Regions from separate parts of the Homo sapiens genome. Here region 2 is linked to region 1. Evidence: chromatin loops called from intact Hi-C (ENCODE). Cell type or tissue: A673. All regions are shown on one strand.

The links. A loop is a pair of places that touch in the nucleus more often than their neighbours do. Peaks named below come from ENCODE experiments on the same cell type or tissue, not always from the same donor. Only the 100,000 strongest peaks of a DNase experiment are listed, where the experiment ranks them.
Region 2: a loop joins it to region 1, with 10 times the contacts of the local background. A loop is called at or near these places in 10 of 110 quality-filtered maps.

The regions. Positions count from the first base shown.
Region 1 is chr14:62,176,112-62,184,111 of GRCh38, reverse strand. No RefSeq gene overlaps it. Among named protein-coding and RNA genes, the nearest start is that of LINC00644, 40 kb to the right of the region's middle. In A673, a CTCF peak has its summit at 4,530 (motif pointing left); DNase peaks (open chromatin) are centred at 2,291 and 4,531; H3K27ac peaks cover 481 bases.
Region 2 is chr14:63,130,049-63,138,048 of GRCh38, reverse strand. All of the region lies in intron 2 of LOC105370531 (LINE-1 retrotransposable element ORF1 protein-like), which reads left to right. Among named protein-coding and RNA genes, the nearest start is that of RHOJ, 70 kb to the left of the region's middle. In A673, a CTCF peak has its summit at 3,030; a DNase peak (open chromatin) is centred at 3,058.

The sequences.
Region 1 (8,000 bases):
GGGAGGGCTCACAGCTGGCCTTTGGAGGATGGATGCCATTCTGCACTAAGAGGAAGTAAGAAGACAGTCAATGTGAATGGGATGGCCAGGGAAATGACAGAATGTGGATCACAATGTGGAATATACCTTATGGTTGGAGAGAAGTGGGAATGTTGATAAAGAAGATTAGTGCCAGATTATGGAGGATGTTGAGAATCCAGCTGCAAGGTTGGAACTTTGAATGACACATAGCTCTCTAAAAATCAGCTTTCAACAAAGAAATTGGCCGCTTCTAAATGTGGTGACCCTCCATTACTAGAAGTTTGTCAACAGCCGATCTGTTAGGGATGAACAATCAAAGGTTTTCCGCTCTATGTTGTGGAATGCAGAATTAGGCAATGCAACAGAGGAGCTTAGAATGTGGCATCAAACACCTGAATTTAAGACCAGCTCTGTTCTTTACTGCCTTTGTTATCCTAGGGTTGTCATTATAAGCCTTCTATCATCTGTAAAATGAGCATAATAGTAACTGCATCAGAGGGTGATTGGACAAAGTACATGCAATATGTGAATCTACTTTGTAAAAGTAGATTATATCAATAATAGTTAACATTAACAAGTGTTAAACTTCTTTCCAACTTGCAATTCTGTGTTTATAGCCTAAAAATGTTAAGGTCCAGAAGAGTGTGTTATGATGAAAATTATGTTGTAAGAACAATGGAAAATTTATAAGTCAAGATGAATTGAAGACAACGTAGAGGTAGGGGGAAGTTCTCAGGTTGCATAGAATGAAGTGATGGTGTAGGGTAAGCACAGCCTAAACTAAGACGGGAGCAATGGAAAAGGAAAAGAAAAGGATTGTAAGTTTTTTTTAATTATGTAAGTATATTTAGGAATCAAAGGTGACTGAGATCACAGATAAAATAGCTTTTTTGAAACACCCCAGTTCCAGCACTTCCAGATTAGGTGAAAGACTGTCTAGGGATACGCTATGCAATTCAGTAACCACTCACATGTGGCTACTGAGCACTTGAAACGCAGCTACCTCAACCTGAAATGTGCTGCAACTGTAAACTACGCACTAGTTTCAAAGACCTAATATGAAAAAAGAATGTAATGCATCTCCATGATTTTATATTGATTATATGAGAAATGATGTTATATTGGTTTAAAGTTAAAATATTTTAAAAAGTAATTTTACTTGTTGCACTTCACTTTTTAAATGTATTTACCAGAAAACTGTACAATATAGGTGCGATTGACATTATGTTTTTGTTGAACTCTACTGGTCTAGTGTATGATTCTCAATAAAATTGCAATGGAGCTTTTCTCATCTAGACATCCCAGAGGTCTCTCCCAGTACATATGAATCAGCAGAAACTATGAGTGGTCCTGTTTTTGAAGATGCTCCTCAGTGATTATAAGAGCCATAGAGTATCTGCACTAGAACATTCTAAGTGTGCTTCATAAGCTTTATTTTTGTACATCCATCACCTGGGGAGCTCATTAATCAGCTAACTTCAACTCCAGAGATTCTGATGAGTTCGATCTGAAATGAACCTGAGGTCCCCTGGAATGTTCATTTACTATGCCCTGCACATGATCTAACTCAAGGGACCCCCAGAACCACATTTGAAAAAATACCTCTCTGGGGGTGGGAAGTGCTGTCACACAAGGAACAGGTGAAAACAACCACCAGCACTGTACCAGCAATGCAGGGGCACAAAAGGGGAAGAGGACAATAATGAAAGTAATTATTTAAGTAATTTGATATGTGGCATTACAAAAAAATTATCAAAATAATCAGAAAGTCATAACTGTTTATCTTGTTTAACTTTTAACTTTTTGGTTTAGAAAATTCTTCTATTATTTTAAATTACATGACAAGGAGTGGGTATAATCTTTTCAGAGCTTGGAGCTTCTACAGATTTGATGTTAACACATAATAAAAATATTGTCCCAAACATGGAGGCTGCTCTATCTTCTACTGTAGGATATTAGGATCAGAAGGATCTGTATGGACACCAGCCTTTGGGTTCATTAATCCTGAGGGCAGAGTGTCTTACCTTTTGGTCTTGATTTACTGTTTTTTTGTTGTTTTGTAAATCAGATCATCCTTATTAAAGAGAGGAAAACTGCTGCATTCAGAGGAAGATAGATCTTCAGAAAACATTGTCAGGCAGAAGGCCTTTGGCTCATTAACTACACAAGTTAAGGTCCCTCTTGCAGAGCCCTAAAGGACTCTCACCAACACCACAGCAGGAGAACCAATACCCTGGGCAAATGACTTCCTGCCTGCAGAAAGTCTCTTAGAAGAGAAGGTTCTAATTCTAGTTAAAAGCTCTCCCACCTCGATCTGCTCGGAGCCCGGATTTAGGCTCTGATTCACCATCTCTGCATTCCAATAGCATGCAAATAGCACCAAGAGCTGGAGTCCATTAAAAAAAAAAATTTTAACAGATTTCTTAAGTGGTCATAAATCTTGTTTCTGATGTGTTTTGTTTCTTCCAACAAGTACCTTGCCATTAATGAAAGAATTATTTTAAGGCAATTTAAGATCCTAAAATTTAATCAAATTTCCATATGACTTATTTTAGCAAATTGTTATAAAACAGGCAGTAATTAGCAGGAGGTGACCACCATGGTAAAGGATCCCTGGAAGATGATACTGTTCTTTTCACACCTGGGCAATTTGATTGACCTTCAGCGTAGGTGACCCCTTCATCTTTTTGTCCCCTTGTAGTAGTCATGATGGCATGGTTGAATACCCCATATTTGTGAAAGTGTCCTTCTTTGTGCTCACAGAACATATGGCTGAGGTCAGAGAGATGACTTGAAACAACCTTGAAACACAACTAACTAGGCCATTGTGGAATCAAGCCTATGACCCCAGCCTTTCAAACCTCAGCCTCTAATAGACTCAACCAGCCAGCCAATGTAGGGGATAGAGCACTGCATTACACTGTGTAAAGGCAAATCTTGGGAAATCTAAGGCTGTTAGTGTCAAAGGCACAGAAGCAAGCATCAGGCCCTATACTTCTCACCTGCATAAAGGAGTAAAGCCTGCAGAAGTTAAGCAACCTGTAAAAGGTGATATAATTAGTTAATGCCAGAGCCAAGGCCAATGTCCAAGTTTTAATTCCTAGGTTTAGAACTATTTCTCTTTAACATTAATTATGAAAATAACTGTAATGTGTCTTCATCAAAAACTAAAATAAGTAAGTATAAAGACCCTTAATTTTACATATGCAGAAAAATAACCACAGATTATTTCAGTTTTCCTATGAAATCATCTATAACAATTTATTCATGATTTACCATGTGTAGAGTATGTACTGTGAGTGTGGGCGTTACTAGACCCATTTTAGAAATGAGGACCCTGAGGAATTGAGTGTTTACCCATGTTCATGCAATGAAGAAATGGCAGAGTCTGAAGCCAGCTTACTCTTTTCTACCTTCGAAGTGGACCATATTACCCACTATGCTACACCACCTCTTAGAGCATCACCCACCACGTACAACTGGGTTTTGTTGGGGTCCTGAAGCTAGCTCAAGTTCCTGCCAAAACTAGATCCTCATCCCTATGACCCTGCCCCCGACCACCCCCACCCACACACACACTGCTGCCCACCTTCACTGTCTAATGTCAATTTACCATGGGAATTTTCTGTGTGTTCTAATTAGGTTCAGCAGGGCCCTTGCCTAAAAGCTACCTAGTGGCCAAATGCTGCCCATTAGAAAGCACATTCCTGTAGATGTGAAGTATGATACCTAGGATGTCTTCAGAAGGACAAGAAAGTCTGTGGAGCCTGTTGGAGGACTGGATAAATGTACCACTTCCTTTGCAACTTGGCCACAAAGCCATCCAGCTTCAGAAGACAAGGGAAGAAAAAGAGTTTACCCAAGCCCCAAAGTTCTCCTCCATGAATCCCACTTCCTCCTTCTACCTCTCACCTCTCAAATCTCAGATACTCATCAAGGCAATTGCTTCAGATTCCTTTCAATTCCCTTCTTACACAGCTGAGGACCCAGATGGAAACATGAGCCACTCATGACCATACAACTTAGCCTCCACCCAAGCAAGAACACTTTGAGAGTGTAAGGGGACACTATTGCTAAATGTGTTGGCCTATCAGACATAAGATAGGCTATCCTAGTCCACCTCAATGTATAATCAACCTGTCATACCTCCCAGTCGCCTTCTCTGCAAAACAGTTTTTAATGGACTGCTGAGGCAAAGGGCACAACTGCAGCAGCAGCGCTTTCCCAGGAAGGGCATCTCCCCAGGTGGCTGCCGTTACTGGCACACAGAGTCTGCAAGGGCAACAGCTGGCAAGGCAGGTTGGCTCACTTTAATTCAAATTGAACTCCTTCTACTGAAATCTAGTTTATTCTGAAAGAGGTGCTGAGGATATTGTTCGTGGAGCTGCATTTCTCAGCAAACTAGATCCAAAAGGCACCAAGTGGAAAAAGCAGGACACCTGTGAGCCATAACACAATTTGGCTGAGACACTTATTGCTACCAAGAGAAGAGCAAATGCAAAGGTTTGCTGCCACCTGCTGTTGCATATTCATCCTTGCTAACAAGATGACAGCAGCTGGGCTTGAGGCATTTGGTGCTTTGGGACATCTCCAGGAACCCAGACTCCAACTTACTCATACCAGAGCTGAACCACGGGGCCATCAAGCATGTATTTCACAAGCATTTATTGTGAACCTTCTGCACCCTAATCTAGGGAAGGAGATAAAAAGATGATTGAGATGAGACTCCTGCCCGTGCTGAATTTAAATCTATGTCATGAGAGGACAGAGAGCAGGGCAATGAGAAGTTGAGGGCAGAGATATTGTCTAAAATATCTTTGCATCTTCCAAAAAAAGAGTTTACCTTGTGATGTGTCAAAATGATTATTAGCTACCCAAGGAAGATGCACGTTCTAGTAATTTTTCTTTCATTTTCATTAGAAATCGATGAATGTGGTACACAGGAGCTGGTCCTAGAGAAATCTATGAAGTAGGGGTTATCTTCACCCTTTCCTCATGATCCCTAGCCTTTTGTCTTTGTTTCTGTCATATCCAGGGACCCAGTGGTATCAGATTAGGACAGGGACATTGATTTTTTTCTCATTATAGTCCTTTAACTTTTAAATTCAGGGGTACATATGCAGGATGTGCAGGTTTGTCAACATAGGCAACCATGTGTCATGGGGGTTTGTTGTACAGATTATTTCATCACCCAGGTATTAAGCATACTCTCCATTATTTTTTCTGATCCTCTCCCTCCTCTCACCCTTCATGCTCTGACAGGCCCCAGTGTGTGTTCGTCCCCTCTTTGTGTCCATGTGTTCTCATCATTTAGCTCCCACTTATAAGTGAGAACATGCAGTATTTGGTTTCCTGTTCCTGTGTTAGATTGCTAAGGATAATGGCTGATACGGTTTGGCTGTGTCCTCACCCAAGTCTCATCTTATAGTTCCCATAATCCCCATGTGTCATGGGAGGGACTCGGTGGGAGGTAACTGAATCATGTGGGTGGTTCCCCCATGCTATTCTCATGATAGTAAATTCTCACAAGATCTGATGGTTTTATAAAGGGCTTCCTTCTTTGCTTAGCTCTCATTCTCCTTCCTACTGCAATGTGAAGAACATGTTTGCTTCCCCTTCTGCTATGATCGTAAGTTTCCTCCCCACATGGGAGGTCTCCCTAGCCATGTGGAACTGTAAGTCAATTAAACCTCTTCCTTTATAAATTACCCAGTCTTGGGCAGTTCTTTATAGCAGCAAGAGAATGGACTAATACGATGGCCTCCAGCTCCATCTATGTTCCTGGAAAGAACATGATCTCATTTTATGGCTGCAGAGTATTCCATGGTGTATATGTCCCATGTTTTCTTTATCCAGTCTATCATTGATGGGCATTTAGGTTAATTCCATGTCTTTCCTATTGTGAATCATGCTGCAATAAACATACACATACATGTGTCTTTATAATCGAATGATTTATATTCCTTTGGGTATATATCCAGTAATGGGATTTCTGGGTCAAATGGTATTTCTATCTTTAGGTCTTTGAGGAATTGCCACCCTGTCTTCCACAATGGTTGAACCAATTTACACTCCCTCCAAAAGTGTAAAAGTATTTTTCTCCACAACCTCACCAGCATTTGTTATTTTTTTGGCTTTTTAGTAGTCATCCTGACTGTTGTAAAATTATATTTCATTGTAGTTTTGATTTGCATTTCTCTAATGATCAGTGATGTTGAGTTTTTTTTTTCAGGTGATTGTTGGCTGCATGTATGTCTTGAGAAATGTCTGTTCTTCAAAGTGTCCTTTGCCCACTTATTAATGGGGTTGTTTTTTCCTGTAAATTTAAGTTCCTTATAGATGCTGGATATTAGACCTTTATCAGGTGTATAGTTTGCAAAATTTTTCTCCCATTCTGTAGGTTGTTTACTCTGTTGATAGTTTCTTTTGCTGTGCAGCAGCTCTTTAGTTTAATTAGATTCCATTTGTCAACTTTTGCTTTTGTAGCATTTGCTCTTGGCATCTTTTGTCATAAAATCTTTATTTGTGCCTATGCCCTGAAGGGTATTGTCTAGGTCGCCTTCCAGGGTTTTCATAGTTTTAAGTCTTTAACCCATCTTAAGTTAACTTTTGTATATGATATAAGGAAGGGGTCCAGCTTCAACTTTTTGCATATGGCCAGCCAGTTCTCCCAGCACTATTTATTGAATAGGGAATCCTTTCCCCATTACTTTTTTCTGTCAGGTTTGTTGAAGATCAGATGGTTGTAGGTGTGTGGCCTTATTTCTGGGTTCTCTATTCTGTTTCATTGGTCAATGTGTCTGTTTTTGTACCAGTACCATGCTGTTTTGGTTACTGTAGCCCTGCAGTATAGTTTGAAGTTGGGTAGCATGATGCCTCCAGCTTTGTTCTTTTTGCTTAGGATTGCATTGACTATATGGGCTCCTTTTTGGTACCATATAAATTTTAAAATAGTTTTCTCTAGTTCTGTGAAGAATGTCAATGGTAGTTTAATGGGAATAGCATTGAATCTGTAAATTGCTTTGGGCAGTAAGGCCATTTTAATGATATTGAGATTTCTTATTCAAGAGCATGGAATGTTTTTTCATTTGTTTGTGTCATTTCTTCTAAATACATTAAATCCTTTCTAAGGACTTGAAAGAGGAGGAAGAGCATGTAAAAGGAGCAGTGCAAAACATAATATGAACTGGTTAGAAAGAAAAATGCCATCAGGTATCATATGTAAGTTTTTGCCTCAATTGCTGATATTGGGGAAGGTGCTGATGCCTCCATAATTGGATTTCCCAAATTAAATGGGATAGCTGATAAGTGTGGTCGTTAAGACATGACTTGAACTTGACTGCCTAGGATCCAATTCTGGATTTATCTTTTAGTAATTATGTAGCACCTTAGATGAATTACTTGACTTCTCTGTGCCTGTATTTTTGCTTATAAAAGAATGGTAATAATATCTACTTCACACAGGAGAACACTTTGAAAGTATAAGGGTGCACTGTAATGAATATTCCATTATCATTTCAATGGAAGTAAGCAGATAATTATTTTAAAATATATAAAGCAGAGCAATATCTGATACATATAAATACTCAACAAATTGTGCATGCCTGTATATTCTTGTATTTCCATAATACCCCTTACTGCCAACTACCTATAATCAGATAATCAGAATAAACTCAATTTTCTGAGGTTTCAATGACTTCATAGTAACTAATGGTTAAGTGACTCCTGGAACCTGCTCTAGTTGTCAGTGTGGAGCAGTCTGTAGAATCATCTCCATATTATTTCCTACCACATGCCTCTTAGGAGGTCTGTTTCATGTGAATTTGTGAATCAGAAACATAAGATACACAAACTGGTAAAGAGCAAAACCCAAGAAGTAGCAAATGGGTCATTTTAACTGCTGATATTAGTTAGGCAAACTGATAGAGGAAAACAAACTACATTCAGCAGTGGGAGAAACTGCTCTAGATGTACTCTGG
Region 2 (8,000 bases), 950 kb before region 1:
GGTATACTCATCACTGGAGCAGTATTTGCTCAAATACCGAACCTGATTTGTAGTTTTAAAAGTGGAACTACTGGCTGGGCATAGTGGCTCACGCCTGTAATCCCAGGATTTTGGGAGGCCGAGGTGGGTGGATTACTTGAGGTCAGGAGTTCAAGACCAGCCTGGCTAATATGGTGAAACCTCGTTTCTACTAAAAATACAAAAAATCAGCCTGGCTTGGTGGCGCACACCTGTAATCCCAGCTACTCGGGAGGCTGAGGCAGGAGAATTGCTTGAACCTGGGAGGCGGAGGCTGCAGTGAGCTGAGACCATGTCGTTTCACTCCAGCTTTGGCAAGAAGAGTGAAACTGCATCTCAAACAAACAAACAAAAAAATAGAACTACCATTTGATCCAGCAATTTCACTACTGGGTATCTATTCAGAGGAAAAGAAGTCATTATACGAAAAAGATGCTTGCACACACGTTCTTTTTTTGATTTGCATTTCTGTAGTAACTAATGATGTTGAACCCCTTTTCGTGTGTTTACTGGCCATTTGTGTTTCTTCTTCGAGGAAATGTTTTTTCAGATTTGGTATTTCTTAGTTGGGTTATATATTTTGGATACTGGTACATTAGCAGATACACTATTTCAAAATATTTTCTTCAGTTCTGTGAGTTGTGTTTCCACTTTCTTGATAATATCTTTTGAAGTACGAAAGTTTTTAATTCTGACGTAGTCCAGCTTACCTATTTTTTCTTTCATTGTTTTTGTTTTTGGTATTATATCTGAGATCACAAAGTCACAAAGATTTATGCTTATGTTTTCATGTATGAGTTTTATAGTTTTAACTCTAACATTTAGGTATTTGAGCCAGTTGAGTTAATTTTTGTATATGATGTGAAGTAGGGGTTTAAATTCACTCTTTTGCATGTGGATATTCAGTTGTTCCAGCACCATTTGTTGAAAACATTATTCTTTCCACTATTGAACTGTCTTGGACCCTTGTTGAAAATCAGTTGACCATAGGTACATGGCTTTATTGCTATACTCTAATTGCATTCTAGTGATCTGTGTCTATCCTTTGCCAGTACGACACTGTCTTGATTACTATTGCTTGTAGTATGTATTACAATTAGAAAGTGTGAGTCTAACTTTATTCAAGGTTATTTTGGTTATTTTGGATCTCTTGCATTTCCATGTGAATTTCAGCATCCGCTTGCCATTGTTTGCAAAAAACGACATTTGGGAATTCATAAGGGATTGTGTGAATCTATAGATTAGTTTGGGAATTATTGCCATTTAACAATATCTAGTTTTCCTATCCATAGACACATATGTTTTTCCATTTATTTAAATCATTTAAAACTTCTTTTAACGTGTTTTGTAGTTTTCAGAGTATACGTTTTGCACTTCTTTTGTTAAATGTAATTTATCCTTCTTGAAGCTATTGTAAATGAATTTTTTTTATTTTTTTTTTTTTTTTGAGTTGGAGTCTCACTCCATCACCCAGGCTGCAGTGCAGTGGCCTGATCTCAGCCCGCTGCAACCTCCCCCTCCTGGGTTCAAGCGATTCTCTTGCCTCAGCCTTCCAAGTAGCTGGAACTACAGGTATGTGCCACAATGCCCAGTTAACTTTTGTATTTTTTAGTAGAGATGGCGTTTTGCCATGTTGGCCAGGCTGGTCTCGAACTCCTGACCTCAGGTGATCCACCTGCCTTGGCCTTCGAAAGTGCTGGGATTACAGGCATGAGCCATTGTGCCCAGCCTGGAATTGTTTTTTAATTTTATTTTTGGATTGTTCATTTCAAGTATACAGAAACACTATCGAGTTTTGTATATTGATCTTGTGCCCTGCAACCTTGTGGAACTTATTTGTTCTAATAGTTTTTAAATTGAGTCCTTAGGATTTTCCTAAAAATGTATGTCATCTTTGAGTAAAGAAAGCTTACTTCTTCCTTTCCAATCTGGATGCCTTTTATTTAATTTTCTTGCCTATTGCCCTGACTAGAACCTCCAGTAGAATGTTGAATAGAAGTGGTGAGAACGGACATCTTTGTTTTCTTTATGATTATACTGGGAAAGCTTCCAGTCTTTCACCATTAAGTATGATGTACTTTATTCAGTTGAGGATAGAATTGATTTTTAATAAAGAGAAGTTATGACATTACTTCAACGTTCTCAGTTTATCTTGGTTTAAAAACTTTTAAAAAACCTTGGCAATCTCAATATTTTGAGATCCATTGTTAAAATCCAGACAATGGTGTGACATTCTGAAGTCTCTTCTCCTTCCCTTCTCCTTCCCCCCTCCTTTCCTTCTCTCCTTCCTTCCTCCCTCCCTCCCTCCCTCCTTTCCTTCCTTCCTTCTTTCCTTCTTTCCTTCCTTCCTTCCTTCCTTCTCTCCCTCCTTTATTTCCTACCTAATATAAGATTCATTTCAACAGCTGTTTCACTTTCCAGGAAATAAAAGATTTGCAGATTCTGTAAGCTTTCTAATAAGTTTCTATTCTAACAATTAACTTGAGTCTTTGACTCATAATTTAATCTTTAACATTCTGTGGTTAGGACAGTATTAACTTTTAAAACTTTTAAGTAGTTTAATAAAATGTAATAATAAAATAATCAATATGGCCCTTTTTAAAGAGAATTCAATATTAATAGTGGTGACATAAAAATTTGATCATCAGGAACTGGTTAACTGAATTGTCTATTTATCTCTTTATATTTTAAAGCGCTTTTACTTTATTTCATTTTTAAGAAATTTAATATGAAAATGTTCAAGCATGCATAAGTAGAGAGCATAAAATATTTTTACATACCAATCTCTTGGTTTGGCAATTATCATTTTCCAAAGAGTGTTTCATTTATCTCCTGTACTTTTTTGATTAAATATTTTAATGCTAATGCCAAACGTTGTATCATTTAACCTAAAATATGCAGTATGTGTTTTTAATAGATAAAGATTAGGAAAAAAACCAACCATGATACCACTAATATCTGAAATGAATATTTTCATTCTCCCTTGTCCTTCCCACTGCTCTGTTATCCCCAATTTAGTCACCAGGGGTACTCGTAGCTACTTGGTTTTCTTTATATCTAGACTTGGATTGGCCTTGAAAGTTCAGTACAGCAGTCTCTACCCACATGTGGCTACTGAACACTTGAAATGTGGCTAATCCAAATTAAAATGTTCTGTTAGTCTAAAAATATACATTTAATTTTGAAAACTTGGTATAAAAAGAATGTAAGATATCTCATTAACATTTAAAAATTGATTCCATGTTAGAATGATAAGATGTTGAATATTCTGGATTAAATAAAATATATTATTAAAATGAATTTTACCAGTTTCTTTTACCTTTTAAAAATGTAACTATTAGAACATCTATAATTATACCTGTTGCTTACATTACAATTTTATTGGATTTGATGTTTTAGACCTTTTTAGTGAATGGAACTAGGGAATATCTGTATTTTAGAAAGAACAAAATAAATAATGATTTCATGCTGATATCTCATTTACATTAAAGATGACAGGGTTTTAAAATTTAAAAGACAACTAATTTTGATTTTATATTTGTATCTGTTTTTCTCATGCTGAGAATATTACTTCCTACTGACATTTCTTATTTGCTCTATTTTCAAGGTAACAGTGTCAATATTTCTACTAGAAGTATTACAGCTGAATGCAGTTTTTAATTTCTTTTTTTTCTTATTGAGGCATAATTGACACATAAAGTCGTATGTATTTAGTGCTCAATGTGATGTTTTGATATATGTATACACTGTGAAATGAATACACAATCAAGCTAATTAATATATCCATCAATTTACATAGTTATCTTTTTTTTGGTGAAGTACATTTAAGATCTACACTCTCGGCAATTTCCAAATATACAATATGTAACTATTAACTATAATCACAATGTTGTACAATAAATTTCCAGAACTTAGTCATCCTGTCTAAACAAAACTTTGTACCCTTGACCAACATCTTCACATTTCCCAACTGCTCTCCCCAGCTCCTGGTAATTATCATTCTACTCTCTGCTTCTGTGAGTTTGATTTTTTAGATTTCACATGTAAGTGAGATCATGCACTATTTGTCTTTTTGCACCTGGTTTATTTCACTTAGCATCGTATCCTCCAGTTTCATCCATGTTTTCATAAATGACAAGATTTCCTTCTTTTTTAAGGCTGCATAATATTCCTGTGTGTGTGTGTGTGTGTGTGTGTGTGTGTGTGTATCACATATTCTTTATCTGTTCATCTGTTGATGGACAGAAGTTGATTCCACATCTTGGCTATTGTAAATAATGCTGCAGTGAACATGGGAGTGCATGGGAGTGCAGATATTTCTTCAACATACTGTGTTCATTTCCTTTGGATATATGCCCAGATGTGGAACTGATGGATCATATAGTCATTCAATTTTAATTTTTTGAGGAACTTCCATACTGTTTTCCAATTTACATTCCCAAAAACAGTATGAACGAATTCCTTTTCATCCATCTCCTTGCCAATGCTTGCTATCTTTTGTCTTTTTGATTATAGCCATTTTAACAGGCATGAGGTGATATCTCATTGTGGTTTTAATTGCATTTCTCTGATGATTAGTAATGTTAATCATTTTTTTCATATGTCTATTGGCCATTTCTATAGCTTCTTTTGGAGATATCTATTAAGGTCCCTTGCCCATTTTTAAAATTGGGTTATTTGTTTTCTTGCTATTGAGTCATTTGAGTTCTTTACGTATTTTGGATATTAACTGTTTAAATATTTATAAACCAGAGTGTGGTTTGAAAGTATTTTCTTCTATCCTGTAGGTTTTCTCTTCACTCTTTTGGTTGTTTCCTTTGCTATGTGTGAGATTTTTACCTTGACGCAATCACATTGGTCTATTTTTTCATGTTGCTTGTGCTTTTGGGGTCATATCCAAAAAATTATTGCCTAGCCTAATGACGAGAAGCTTTTTTTCCCTGTGTTTACTTCTAGTAGTTTTAAGTTTCTAGTATTACATTTAAATCTTTAATCCATTTGAGTTAATTTTTGTATATTATATGAGATAAGGCCCAGTTTCATTCTTTTGGCATGTAGATATCCACTTATCCCAGACCTATGTGTTAAAGAGACTGTCCTTTACTCATTGTATGTTCTTGACAGCTTTGTTAAAGAATAATTGACTGTAAATATGTGGCTTTATTTCTGGACTCTCTATTCTGTTTTATTGGTCTAAATGTTTTGATTATTATAGCTTTTTAGAATATTTTGAAATTAGGTAATGTGATGCCTTCAGCTTTGTTGGCTATTTGGGGTCTTTTGTGGTTCCACATAAATTTTAGAGTTTTTTTTTTCTATTTCTGGAAAAATGACATTAGATTTTGTTAGGGATTGCATTGACTCTGTAGATTGCTTTAGGTAGCACTTACATTGTAACAATATTAATTATTTCAATCTATGAGCATGGGATATCTTTCCATTTATTTGTGCCTTCTTCAATTTCATCAATTTTCAGTGTATAGATTTTTAATTTCTTATTTAAATGTATTCTTAAATATTTTATTCTTTTTGATGTTATTGGACATTGGATTTTCTTAATTTTTTATGTGTAGTTCATTGTCAGTATATAGAAATACTACTGGGGTTTTTGTATGTTGATTTTGTATCCTGCAACTTTACTGAATTTATTAGATTTAACAATTTTTTGGATGAAATCTTTAGGGTTTTCTCTATATAAGATCATGTCATCTGCAAATAGAGGCAATTTTACTTCTTCTTTTCCAACTTGGATGTCTTTCATTTATTTTTTTTACCCAATTACTCTGCCTAAAACCTCCAGTACTATGTTGAATAGAAGTCATGTGAATAGGCATCCTTGTCTTGTTCTTGATCTTACAGAAAAAGGTTTTTAGCTTTTCACTATTGACTATGACGTTAGCTGTGGGCTTGTCATATATGGACTTTATTAAGTTGAGGTACATTTATTCTTTCGATATCTGATTTGTTGAGAATTTTTATCATGAAATTTCATCAAGCACTATTTCTGCATTTATTGAGGTGATCATATGTTTTTTGTCCTTCATTCTCTTAATGTGATGTATCACATTTACTGATTTGTGTATATTATACCATCCTTATATCCCAGGAATACATTTTACTTGATTGCATATATGATTCTTTTAATGTCCTATTAAATTTCGCTTGCTAGTATTTTGTTTAGGACTTTTACATCTGTGCTCATTGGGGATATTGGCCTATAATTTTGTGTTCTTGTATTGTCTGGTTTGGTGTCAGGGTAATGTTGGTCTTGTAGAATGAGTTTGGAATGTTCCCTTATCTTCAATATTTTGGGAGAGTTTGAGAAGAATTGGTATTAATTCTTCTTAAAATATTTGGTAGGATTTACCAATGAAGCCATCAGATCCTGGGCTTTTCTTTGTTGAGAGGTTTTCTTTTATTACTGATTCAATCTGTCTACTTGTTATAGGTCTGTTCAATTTTCTTAAGATTCAATTGTGGTAGGTTGTATGTTTTTGGTAACTCACACAGCTCTACCTTTCTTCCTTTGTACATCAAAGCTCTTAACATCCTGCCTTCATTCATTCCCCTCCAAAGCTTACAAATAGTTATTTAAAATATTTTGTCCAGGTTTTATTATTTATTTATTTATTTATTTTTGAGACAGAGTCTCACTCTGTCGCCCAGGCTGGAGTGCAGTGATAACGATATCGGGTCTCTGCAACCTCTGCCTCCTGGGTTCAAGCAATTCTCTGCCTCAGCCTCCTGAATATCTGGGATTACAGGCGCACGCCACCATGCTGGGCTAATTTTTGAATTTTTAGTAGAGATGGGGTTTCACCATCTTGGCCAGGCTGGTCTTGAACTCCTGACCTCGTGATCCACCCGCCTCAACCTCCCAAAGTGCTGGGATTACAGGCATGAGCCACCGCACCCAGCCTTATAATTTATTTTTAAGTGGAATGATTCATTTAATACCAGCTTCTCCCTTATGGCTGCTGCCAAAAGCCTTTAAATGCACCTTTAAGTGAAATCAACAAGGTAAAATAAAAGAAGCTGAGATCAAGGATTTATTTATGTAAGTAACTTTCAGCCTTTTCCTTTCCTGTATGACTCAGGTTCAGGTATAACTATTTACAAGTATTTGGCAAAACCAACTAGGTGAGAAGTGGCTGCTCTGGGATTCATCACAGAAGATCTGTAGAATTGATATTACTCTTCCATAACGGTTAGAATTTCTGAAGTGGAACCCAAAGTATGAATATGAGCCCAAGATATCACAAGCAATTTAGGTTTTTCTGGAATCTCCTGAAAACATGAACGCTTAATGTCATTACCCTTATCTTTGCTCTAAGTGTCCAGTCTGGGTACTTTAAACTGACAACATCTTTCTCGTTCATTGCCACAGGCAATGATTAAAGAAGAATTAGTCAGAAGGATTTTACCAAAAAGTTGCTTATTCCTATCTCTATCTGAAATTCCTGTTGTCGTTTAAGATTTCTTCAGGCTTGAGATCCTTGCTATTTTCCCTACGCCGTACAATGGTTTTGTCAGTCTCATCTCCCTCCTAACCACGCTACTCTAAGTATGTAGCCATATGTGCTTAACGCTTTCTGGGTTGGTTCACACCTCTTTGGATAGAATCTCAGCATTTACATTCTATTTGCATTCTCAATTTGATTTCAGACTATTTCTTACCTTTTCTTACCAAATTACAGTGTTATCTGTCATGCGCTGGGCTCCATGTAGATGGAACATTTCTTCAAGAAAACGTCTGTCATCTATATATTTTGTACCTATCTCAGATTTTAACAGGGTCTGCTACATCACAGCTGTTCCATAAATGTGCTCACCAGCTAATTATAGCTTTATAAAACATCACCTGATGATACTGCTATTTTTATTAATGGTTGCTATATAAATAGTTTTCGAGGTTATTTTTTCCCCGAATGTTATTGGTGTTCAACATAAAATTAACTCCTTCAGTAAACAATTTGAAACAC